Regions from separate parts of the Homo sapiens genome. Here region 2 is linked to region 1. A link is an interaction called in ENCODE POLR2A ChIA-PET data of the cell type or tissue named here. Cell type or tissue: PC-9. All regions are shown on one strand.

Evidence for each region. Peaks named below come from ENCODE experiments on the same cell type or tissue, not always from the same donor. Only the 100,000 strongest peaks of a DNase experiment are listed, where the experiment ranks them.
Region 2: POLR2A ChIA-PET joins it to region 1 with 16 read pairs; 3 of 35 experiments call an interaction of 5 or more read pairs at or near these places.

Annotation. Positions count from the first base shown.
Region 1 is chr22:30,316,405-30,321,404 of GRCh38, reverse strand. All of the region lies in intron 1 of TBC1D10A (TBC1 domain family member 10A), which reads left to right. Among named protein-coding and RNA genes, the nearest start is that of TBC1D10A, 8.0 kb to the left of the region's middle. In PC-9, no CTCF peak of the experiment used is centred here; no DNase peak of the experiment used is centred here.
Region 2 is chr22:29,774,342-29,779,341 of GRCh38, reverse strand. No RefSeq gene overlaps it. Among named protein-coding and RNA genes, the nearest start is that of UQCR10, 9.5 kb to the right of the region's middle. In PC-9, no CTCF peak of the experiment used is centred here; a DNase peak (open chromatin) is centred at 261; H3K27ac peaks cover 2,399 bases.

The DNA of each region.
Region 1 (5,000 bases):
CTAGTTAGTAAACTCAGAGCATCTACTTTTCTTGAGCTGTTACAGATCCCAGGAGAGCATGGAGCTGGCATTGGGGTGGTCCCTGGGTGGCCCATCTGGAAGGAGGCATTTGTACATATGGGGCCCTGGGCTGTGACTCTAGACTGCAGGCCCTCCCATTTTCTCTCATTTTTCCCTTCTTAGCCTCGAAGGAATATCCGGTTTGGTGGCCCTGTGAGTGTTAGGTCCTCAGACAAGACCTGACTTGGTAAAGGAGGGAGCCGGCACACCAGCTGCTACCCTGGGAAGGTGCCTGAGTGTCCGCCTGCTGGGAAACTCTAAGCTGTGGGAAAGAGATAAGATGGTAGCACCTACTTGATGTTTTGTCCTACCAGCATCTGGGCCTGAAACAGGACCTCCCAAGGGGCAGTGAGGCCTGGCTGTGGCCCAGCCACCCAATCTGTTTATATCGAGGTGGGCAAGAGAAGGTACTGTGTGCTCCCTCCTCACACAAGCGCCAGAATCTGGCTGGCTGTGTGATCTTGGACATGTTGCTTCACTTCTCTGAGCCTCAGTTTCTCACCTGCAGAATGGTTATGATAACACTGACTTTGCAGGATCATTCTGAGGTTTAAATGAACTAATAATACAGGGTAGGTGCTCAGTGAATGTTCTTCTCCCTCTTAAAGACTGGAGCAGCTCGTGGTTCTATCTTTTCATTTTCTACTTCCCATCTTTGGCTATAATGATGAGTGTCAGTGAGGCCCAGCCCCTGTCGGCAGGAATGAACCCTAACCCATGGTGAATCCTTACTTCCCCTGAGAGGGGTGATTATCCCCATTCTGTGGATGAGCGTACTGAAGACCGAGGAAAAAGTGCCCAAGGTTTGCCAGCTGGTAAATGGCAGAACTGGGACTAGAACCTGTTTCTTGACACTGCATCCAGTAGTGACTACACCTTGCTAAGGTGGCAGCAGGCAGGGTGCCAGGTGCTTACTGTCCCTAAGTCCCTAAGGTCCCTGAGGTCCCCACACCCAGGGCAGGAGTTAGCAGGAATCTGGCTACCTCCCCCTTCCAGTATGGAGGGCAGAGCAGGTCTCAGTACAGGGAAAGGTCATGGCCATCAAGCAGGAGAAAGGCACAGGGAGGAAAATCCTTGGAGAGGTCCTGGAAGCATGGCCAGATCAGGCCTGATTTAGTCCTCCCATAGGCCAGAGTCCGGATTGCATTGGTCTTGACCCCAACATGCTGCATAATGGCCATTTGACTTTGATATCTAGTCTGTGCCTTTTGGAAGAAGTGTTACTTTGTAGATGAGGCAGGGATTATGTTGCTTGTACCGGTGAGGAATCTGAAGGTTGGAGAACTCTTGCTGTTAGTGAACTGTGGAGCCAGACCGGAGAGGGATCCCAGGTCCTCCGACTGTCACCCAGTGCTCCTCTAGCTACATAGCACTGACCATTCTCTTCCCCTTTCTCTTCCTCAGTCGAGGTAATTGAGCCTACAGGCTCAGGATGCATTGCCGACTAGAGCAGAGCCCTGCCATCATCCATCCGTTGTCCTAGCTGATCACTTTATCCTGCAGACAGTACACTTGAGGGGTAGGAGGCCTCCTTTAACTGATTAGTCTGCCCCTGGTAAATCTATTGCCGCAATCCTGGGCCCAGAGACCCTCTCCAGCAGGGAGAACACTGTACTGGCCACCCCACTGGCAAGTCAATGCTCCTGATACTTAACCAGCTTAGAAGCCCCCACCTAGGATTTCAGGGCAGCTGCCAACTTTGGCTTTCTCTGTCTCATCCTTCCATTTCCCGTCTCTCCTCCCCCTACCCTACCCTACTCCATTCTGTGCCCTGTCCAGGTCTTCAGAGGCTGCCATAGCTTAGCACTCAACACCTCTTCAGGTAGAGAAATACTCAGCAGACCCAGCAGCCTGGGAGAGCAAACCAAGGCTTACTTTTGCCAGCTTATCCATCTTAGCAGTGAGCTTATTTACCACACATTTATTGAGCACCTACTCTGTCAGACCCTGTGATTTGGACAAGAGATATAGAACTGAACAAGATGTCTGTGTTTTATTGCCCTCAAGGCACTCACAGACTTGCTGAAAAATAGAACCACAGACAAATCTTTCCAGTGTTGAGTGATGAAGGCTGTCATTGAGGCATGCAGTTGCTCTGGGAGTACAGAGGAAAAAGCAGCCAGCCCCACCTGCAGGAGCCTAGAAAGTAGTAGCATTTGATCCAGGCTTCAGAAGAGGCAAAGCAGGGCAGTCCATTGGATGAGAGGGGGCCCATGTGCAAAGTCCCTCCCAAAAGCAGTCGTTTGAGCATGTGTGGCAAGAGCAGAGATGACAAGAAGAACGGGAGGCAGTAGGATGATACGACAAGAAGAACGGGAGGCAGTAGAATGATACGAAGCAAGGGTAGGTTAGGGAAATGGGTTGGGCAGTCTCAGTCTAGCCTTGAATGTCAGGCTGAGGCCTCTTGTGTTGCATAAAAGTTAGTCCAGGAAATGGGTTGGGCGGTCTGAGTCCAGCCTTGAATGTCAGGCTGAGGCCTCCTGTGTTGCATAAAAGTTAGTCCAGGTCTGGCATGGAAGACGGCATAAAGAGGAGCTGGATTGCAGGCAGTGAGACCTGTTGGGAGAATCAAGGATGGCCTAAAAGGGCTGTGGTGAGACCTGGAAGAGGTCTGGAGCAGTGAGGATAAAGAGGCTGGCAAATCATTAGTGCTTGGTTCATGACTGCCATGTGGGCTGATGGAGAGGTAGGAAGGCTCTGGACTAGCTGAAGTGGCTTTGGCCTCTTACAGAGTCCATTCTGGAGCCCTCTGGCTACAGGGAAGCAAGGCCAGCTGTGGCCTTCCTCTGAAGAGGGCAGTGGGCTGCTGTGACTCTGCGTTGTCACAGCTCTGGGCTCCCCAAGGTGCCTGGTATGGCTGGCTTGCCCCGGGCACATCAAGGGGTTCTTTGTCTCCTTCCAGCAGGAGAGTGGGTTGGCTGACCTGGTTGGGGAAGGAATAGGATAAGCGGTGTTGAGCTTCCTGGTCTCTGCCTGGCAGACATATTGGATGATAAGGAAGGATGCAAGGAGAACCAGAAGAGAGGACTGGGGCCTGAGGACATGGAAAACCTACCTTAGGGTGGTATGGCAACTGGGAAGGGTGGGTTTGGGCCTTTGGACACAGCATACACTGATCAAGGGGAGGCACTTGGCAACTGGAGGCTTGTTTGACCTCACCTAGCACCTTTATTCTGTTCTTAGAGGTGGTGCCTTGGCTGGGACAAAACCTGTGAGAAGGCAAACCCCTCAGCACTTACAAGGGGCACCACCAGTGGCATCCGGAGATGAGAGATTCTGGCTGGAAATGTGGATTTTAGGCTAGTGTTTGAGAAAGGGCTCTGAACCAGGCACAGGGTCAGAGTGTCAGTGATGGCTCCACCACTGACCTTTGTAATATGTGACTTAGGCACATCCCTCACCCAACCATGGGGCTAATGCTTCCAGTTTTTTTCACCCAGCACTTACTATATGTGTAGCCCTGTGCTAGGCTCAGGATATAGACCTGATCTTGCCCTCACAGGGAAATCAGACATTAAACAAGTAGTTTCAACCAGTCTGGTCAACATAGTGAGACCCTGTCTCTAAAAAATAAATTAGCTGGGCATGGTGGCACGTGCCGGTAGTCCTAGCTACTACAGAGGCTGAGGCTGAGCCTGGGAGTTTGAGGCTGCAGTGAGCTGTGATTGTGCCACTGCACTCCAGCCTGGGTGACAGAGCGAGACCCCATTTCTAAAAAAAATTTTAAAAAGAGAAAGAAGTTACCAGGTGTGGTTGTATACAAAGGATTGTGAGGATCAAATGAGATAATTGGATTAGGAGCATAGTGTAAACAAATACTGCTGAACGGAGATCTGGAGACCTTAACCCTATGCCTTACTGAGCCACTAACTAGCTGTGTGACCTTGAGAAAGTTGCTTAATCTTGGTTTTGTTTTGTTTTGTTTTGTTTTTTTGAGATGGAGTTTTGCTCTTTTGCGCAGGCTGGAGTGAAATGGCACAATTGATCTTGGCTCACTGCAACCTCTGCCTTCCGGTTCAAGCGATTCTCATGCCTCAGCCTCCCGAGTAGCTGGGGTTTTAGGTGCCCACCACCATGCCCGGCTAATTTTTGCATTTTTAGTAGAGACAGGGTTTTGCCATGTTGGCCAGGTTGGTCTCAAACTCCTGACCTCAGGTGATCCACCCACCTTGGCCTTCCAAAATGCTGGGATTACAGGCATGAGCCACCATGCCGGTCAAAAGTTGCTTAATCTTTTTAACCTCGGTTTTCCCCACATAAAAACTACGCAGTTTGTATGTGTGTGTGTATGTGTGTTTGTTTTTAAGAGACAGGGTCTGGCTCTGTCACCCAGGCTGGAATGCAGTGGTGCAATCACAGCTCACTGCAGCCTCAACCTCCCAGGCACAAGCGATCTTCCCACCTCAGCCTCCTGAGTAGCTGGGATTACAGGCTGAAGCCACCATGCCTGGCTACTTTTTTTACTTTTTGTAGAGACAGAGTCTCACTATGTTGCCCAGGCTGGTTTCAAACTCCTGGGCACAAGCGATCCTCCCTCCTCAGCCTCCCAAAGTGCTTACGTTATAGGCATGAGCCACTGTGCCAGCCAACTAAGGCAGCTTTAGTGGGATGGTGTTGAAGACAGCTACATCTGACATCCTGAGACTGACCGTGGAGTATATGAAAAGTGTTTTGAAGCCTGAGTAACATAGGGAGACCCCATCTCTACATCCCATAATTTAAAAATTAGCTGGGCATAGTGGTGCGCACCTGTTGTCCCAGCTACTTGGGAGGCTGAGGTAGGAGGATCACTTGAGCCTGGGAAATCAAGGCTACAGTGAGCCATTATTGCACTACTGCACTCCAGCCTGGGCAATGGAGACCCTATCTCAAAAAAAAAAAAACAAAAACAAAAACAGTGCTTTGAGAAGTTCTCTATGTGGTACCACGCAAGTTCAGGG
Region 2 (5,000 bases), 540 kb after region 1:
GTGACACAGGGTGCATGTGCGGCACCTGGCCCAGGCCTGCCCCCGAGTGAGTGCCCAGAGAAGGCACTATTTTTGTGTGTGTGATCTTCTGTGTGTGCTGGTTGCCTGCCCCACACAGTACAGAGTGTTCGTCCTTTGCTGTCACTCAAGCAGCTGCCACAACCTCCGTCTTGTGCAAGGAATTTGTATTCTCTCCAACTTTGCACATTGCTCAGGCATTGTAAATTCATTGATTTCTGTCCTTTCCCCAGAGGACTTCAAACTCATTTGTAGGACGGTCCTTGTTCCTTGTGTTTGGAAGGGCTGACTGAGTCATGGGGATGGAATCTATTTCTTTTTAATAACTTACATTGCTTCCCCCCTTAGTACAAAAGCAGTAACATGCTCGGTGTGGTTCACACAAATAAGCAAAGGAAAACTACTGATAATCCTGCCATGCGGAAATAATCACTGTTAAGATTTTAGTTCTTATCCTTACAGCATTTTTTTTTTAGAAAAAAAGAATACACATAATGGTTTTCTACAAATATGGGATCGTACTACACATGCTATTATCACCATTTATTCAGGTAATGAGATATTGTGAACATCTTTCTGTTTCTCATCTGCATCATGTCGAATGGCTTACTTGTCTTCTATTATACCATGCTTTAGTCGGGCAATTCCCTGTTTTTGTACATTGAGGTTCTTTCTAATTATTTGCCGTTAAGCTACAATGAAGAGTCTCCTGGCTAAATATTTGCCCACAATCATGATTATCTTCTCAGGATAAATTCTTAGAAATAGAATTGCTGGGTCAAGTTTTTTGACTGATGTTGTTGAATGGGTCTTCCCGCCAGCAGTGTTTGAAACGATCATTTCCCATATCTTGGCTCATGCCGGATATTATAATGATTAAAAAAAAAAAACTTTGTGAATTTAATAAGTAAAAGGACATCTAGTGATTTTTATTTTGCCAATCTGTTGTTACAGAGCTTCAAGAAGCAGATGCAGGTATAAAATGGGCCGGAGAAAGATGCAGAGGTAGGGAGGGGAGTGTGGTGGGTACCCATAGTCCCTTCAGTACGAAAGATTTACCACCTCAGATGCTGGACGTGCTGTTGGCCTCTTCAGGGATTGGCCAGGCTGAAGAGAACTGCCCTGCCCTGTCTGCCCACTTCCTAGGCAGCAGCCTCCAGCGAGTGATCAAAAGAGACTACAGTCTGGGTGCGGTGGCTCACGCCTGTAATCCCAGCACTTTGGGAGAACAAGGCAGGCAGATCACTTGAGTCCAGGAATTCAAGACCAGCCTGGGTAACATGGTGAAACCCCGTCTCTACCAAAAGAAAAAAAAAAAAACTCAAAAAGAAAAAGAGGCTATAAATGGCCCTGGTCACCCAGATCAGGACAGCTCTGAACGGCCATGCTTCAGAACTAACCAGGGTCAGCGGAAGCCTTTGTTGAAACTGCATCTATGGCCAGATGCAGTGGCTCACACCTGTAATCCCAGCACTTTGGGAGGCCGAGGCGGGTGGATCACAAGATCAGGAGTTTGAGACCAGCCTGGCCAACATAGTGAAACCCTGTCTCTACTAAAAATACCAAAACTAGCCAGACGTGGTGGTGGGAGCCTGTAGTCCCAGCTACTCGGGAGACTAAGGTGGGAAAATCACCTGAATCCAGGAGGCAGAGGTTACAGTGAGCCAAGATCATGCCATTGCACTCCAGCCTGGGTGACAGAGCAAGACTCCGTCTCAAAAACAACAACAAAAACAAAAACACAAAGAACACATCTACATCTTGGTCTGACTTCTTTTTTTTTTTTGAAATGGAGTCTCACTCTGTCGCCCAGGCAAGAGGGCAGTGGTGTGATGTCAGCTCACTGCAGCCTCTGCCTCCCAGGTTCAAGCAATTCTCCTGTCTCAGTTTCCCAAGTAGCTGGGATTACAGGTGCCCCCCCCCCCACCACCATGCCCAGCTAATTTTTCGTATTTTTAGTAGAGACGGGGTTTCACCATTTGGCCAGGCTGGTCTCAAACTCCTGACCTCAGATGATCCATCTGCCTCGGCCTCCCAAAGTGTTGGGATTACAGGGATGAGCCACCACGCCCAGCCAGTCTGACTTCTTCTGCTGGTCCTGTTTCTTTTCCTTGGTCTACACTAGCCCCCAGTGGAGTCCACTCCCCAGGGAACCCAGCCTGTGGTTAGGAAGCATCCTTGTGTCTACCTGGGACAAGCTCAACGTGTGCTTGGTGTACAAACCTAGAATGTTCTGAGAGCTGGGCCTTCCTTCTTTGGGCCACCATGACAACACAGAGGTAAAATGTTTTAAGCCCTGGCAGGCAGCCCTGGGGTGCCAGAAGCTTCTAGGGTACCCTCTGGCTGGGTTATTTAAGCAGTCAGCTGGGTGGAGATTTACTATACAGAGTTTACTTCCCTTGACACCCCTCCTAGATAACAACACCCTCAGAAACAACAAGAATTATGGCTGCCATTGTGCAGTATCATGGGGGTTATTTATTTTACAGATAAAGGAACTGGCTGAGAGAGGGTAAGTAACTTGTCTGAGTTCGCACAGCCGGTGAGTGGTGGGGCTTGAAGTCTAACCCAGGACTGTCCATTCTAAAATCAATGCTCTTGGCTGGCCACGGTGGCTCATGCAGGTAATCTCAGCACTTCGGGAGGCTAAGGTGGGTGGATTGCCTGGGCAACGTGGTGAAACCCCATCTCTATTAAAATACAAAAAATAATCTGGGCATGGTAGCACACACCTGTAATCCCAGCTACTTGGGAGGCTGAGGCACAAGAATCATTTGAACCCGGGAGGCAGAAGTTGCAGTGAGCCGAGACGGTGCCACTGCACTCCAGCCTAGGAGACTGAGTGAGACCCTGTCTCAAAAAAAAAAAAAAAAAAAAAAAAAGATAAAAGAAACAAAGCGCATGTAACGTTACTCTTCAAACCAGAGTCACTCTCCATAAATTATCAGTTTGATTTTCTTCATAGCCCTAACCTGAGCTGAAATTCTTTTTTTTTTTACTTTTTGTAGAGACAGGGTCTCATGTTGCCCAGGCTAGTCTCAAACTCCTAGGCTCAAGCGATCCTCCCGCCTTGGCCTCCCAAAGTGTTGGGATTACAGGCATGAGCCACTGCGCCCAGCTTAAGAGATATTTTTGAGCACAAGAGAGAAGCTAGGGAAATGACATTAACTCCAGTACTCTTAGGAGAGTGGTCCTGCTTGCTCAGAGTTATGTGGGATCAGAGACTTTCTGGAACTCACTTTCCAAGGTACCCAAGTATTTAACTTTTCCTAACACCTGTGCTGGGGAGCAAGTGGGAAGCCCTTGAGGCTTTCTGACTTTAAAGACTGTCCCAGCTTTTGCCTCCAGGAAATGCCTCAGGCTAAGCTTGGGAGGGAGGAGAACTGTTTTCTAGTTATAAACAGCTTCTTGGTGCCAATTGGAGGAGGGTGTTAATCCTACCTCTTCCCACCTGCATGGCAGTCCCATCCAGGGAGCTCTGGGGCGGGGGGGTGGGGAGGCAGCTCTCATTTGGCAGTGCCACCGAGGGACAAGTCCTCATTGGCATCTGAGGAGGGAGTCCTGGGCCACAAAGCAGAGGGGTTCCAGGCCTGGAGCCAGAGCTGGTGGCTCACGTTTCTTAGCTCTCTGTATTCACTCTCTATCTGGGAAACCCCCTTTTAATTTATGTACCCCACCTTATAAAAATAATACACGGTTGATGCAGAAAAGTTAGAAATCTAGAAAATACAATGGCAAAGAAAAATAACGGTGGGATACAGTGACTCATGCTTGTAATCCTAGCACTTTGGGAGGCCAAGGTAGAAGCATCACTTGAGGCCAGGAGTTCAAGACCAGCCTTGGCAACATAGCAAGACCCCCATCTCTTAAAAACAAACAAAAAATAGGCTGGATGGGCACGGTGGCTTATGCCTGTAATCCCAGCACTTTGGGAGGCCAAGGTGGGCAGATCACCTGAGATCAGGAGTTCGAGAACAGCCTGGCCAACATGGTGAAACCCGATCTCTACTACAAAATAAAAAAATTAGTCAGGCATGGTGGTGGGTGCCTGTAATCCCAGCTACTCGGGAGGCTGAGGCAGAACTGCTGGAACCCGGGAAGTGGAGGTTGCAGTGAGCCGAGATCACGCCACCGCACTCTAGCCTGGGTAACAGAGCAAGACTGGGCACAATGACTCACTCTTGTAATCTCAGCACTTTGGGAGGCTGAGGCAGGAGGATCACTTGAAGCCAGGAGTTCAAAACCAGCCTGGTCAACATAGTGAGACTCCATCTCTATAAAAGAAAAATTTTTAAATTAGCTGGGTGTGGTGGCAGGCAACTATAGTCCCAGCTACTGGAGAGGCTGAGGCAAGGAGATCCTTTGAGCCCAGGAGTTGGAGGCTGCAATGAGCCATGATTGTGCCATTATACTTTGGCCTGGGTAATAGAGTAAGACCCTGCCTCAAAAAAAAAAAAGACTTCTTAATAAAACTAACTTTAATTCTTTATGCATTTTTGTTTGTTTGTTTGTTTGTTTTCAGATGGTGTCTCGCTCTGTCACCCAGGCTGGAGTGCAGTGGCACGATCTCGGCTCACTGCAACCTCTGCCTCCCAGATTTAAGCGATTCTCCTGTCTCAGCCTCCTGAGTAGCTGGGACTACAGGCAGACACCACCACGCCCAGCTAATTTTTGTATTTTTAGTAGAGACAGGGTTTCACCATGTTGGCCAGGCTGGTCTCGAACTCCTGACCTCAAGTGATCCACCCGCCTCAGCCTCCCAAAGTGCTGGGATTACAGGCGTGAGCCACTGTGCCTGGCCCCTGCTTTATTGTTTACCAGAATGTTGCCCTCAAATAATTGGGAACAATTTAATATAAGTTGCAATCTTCAACCCCCAGAGTCATTCTCTATGTGATGCTGAAATCATTCATAAACATCTGAGACCAGGGATAGTGCCTCACGCCTATTTTCCTAGTGTTTTGGGAGGCCAAGGAGGGAGG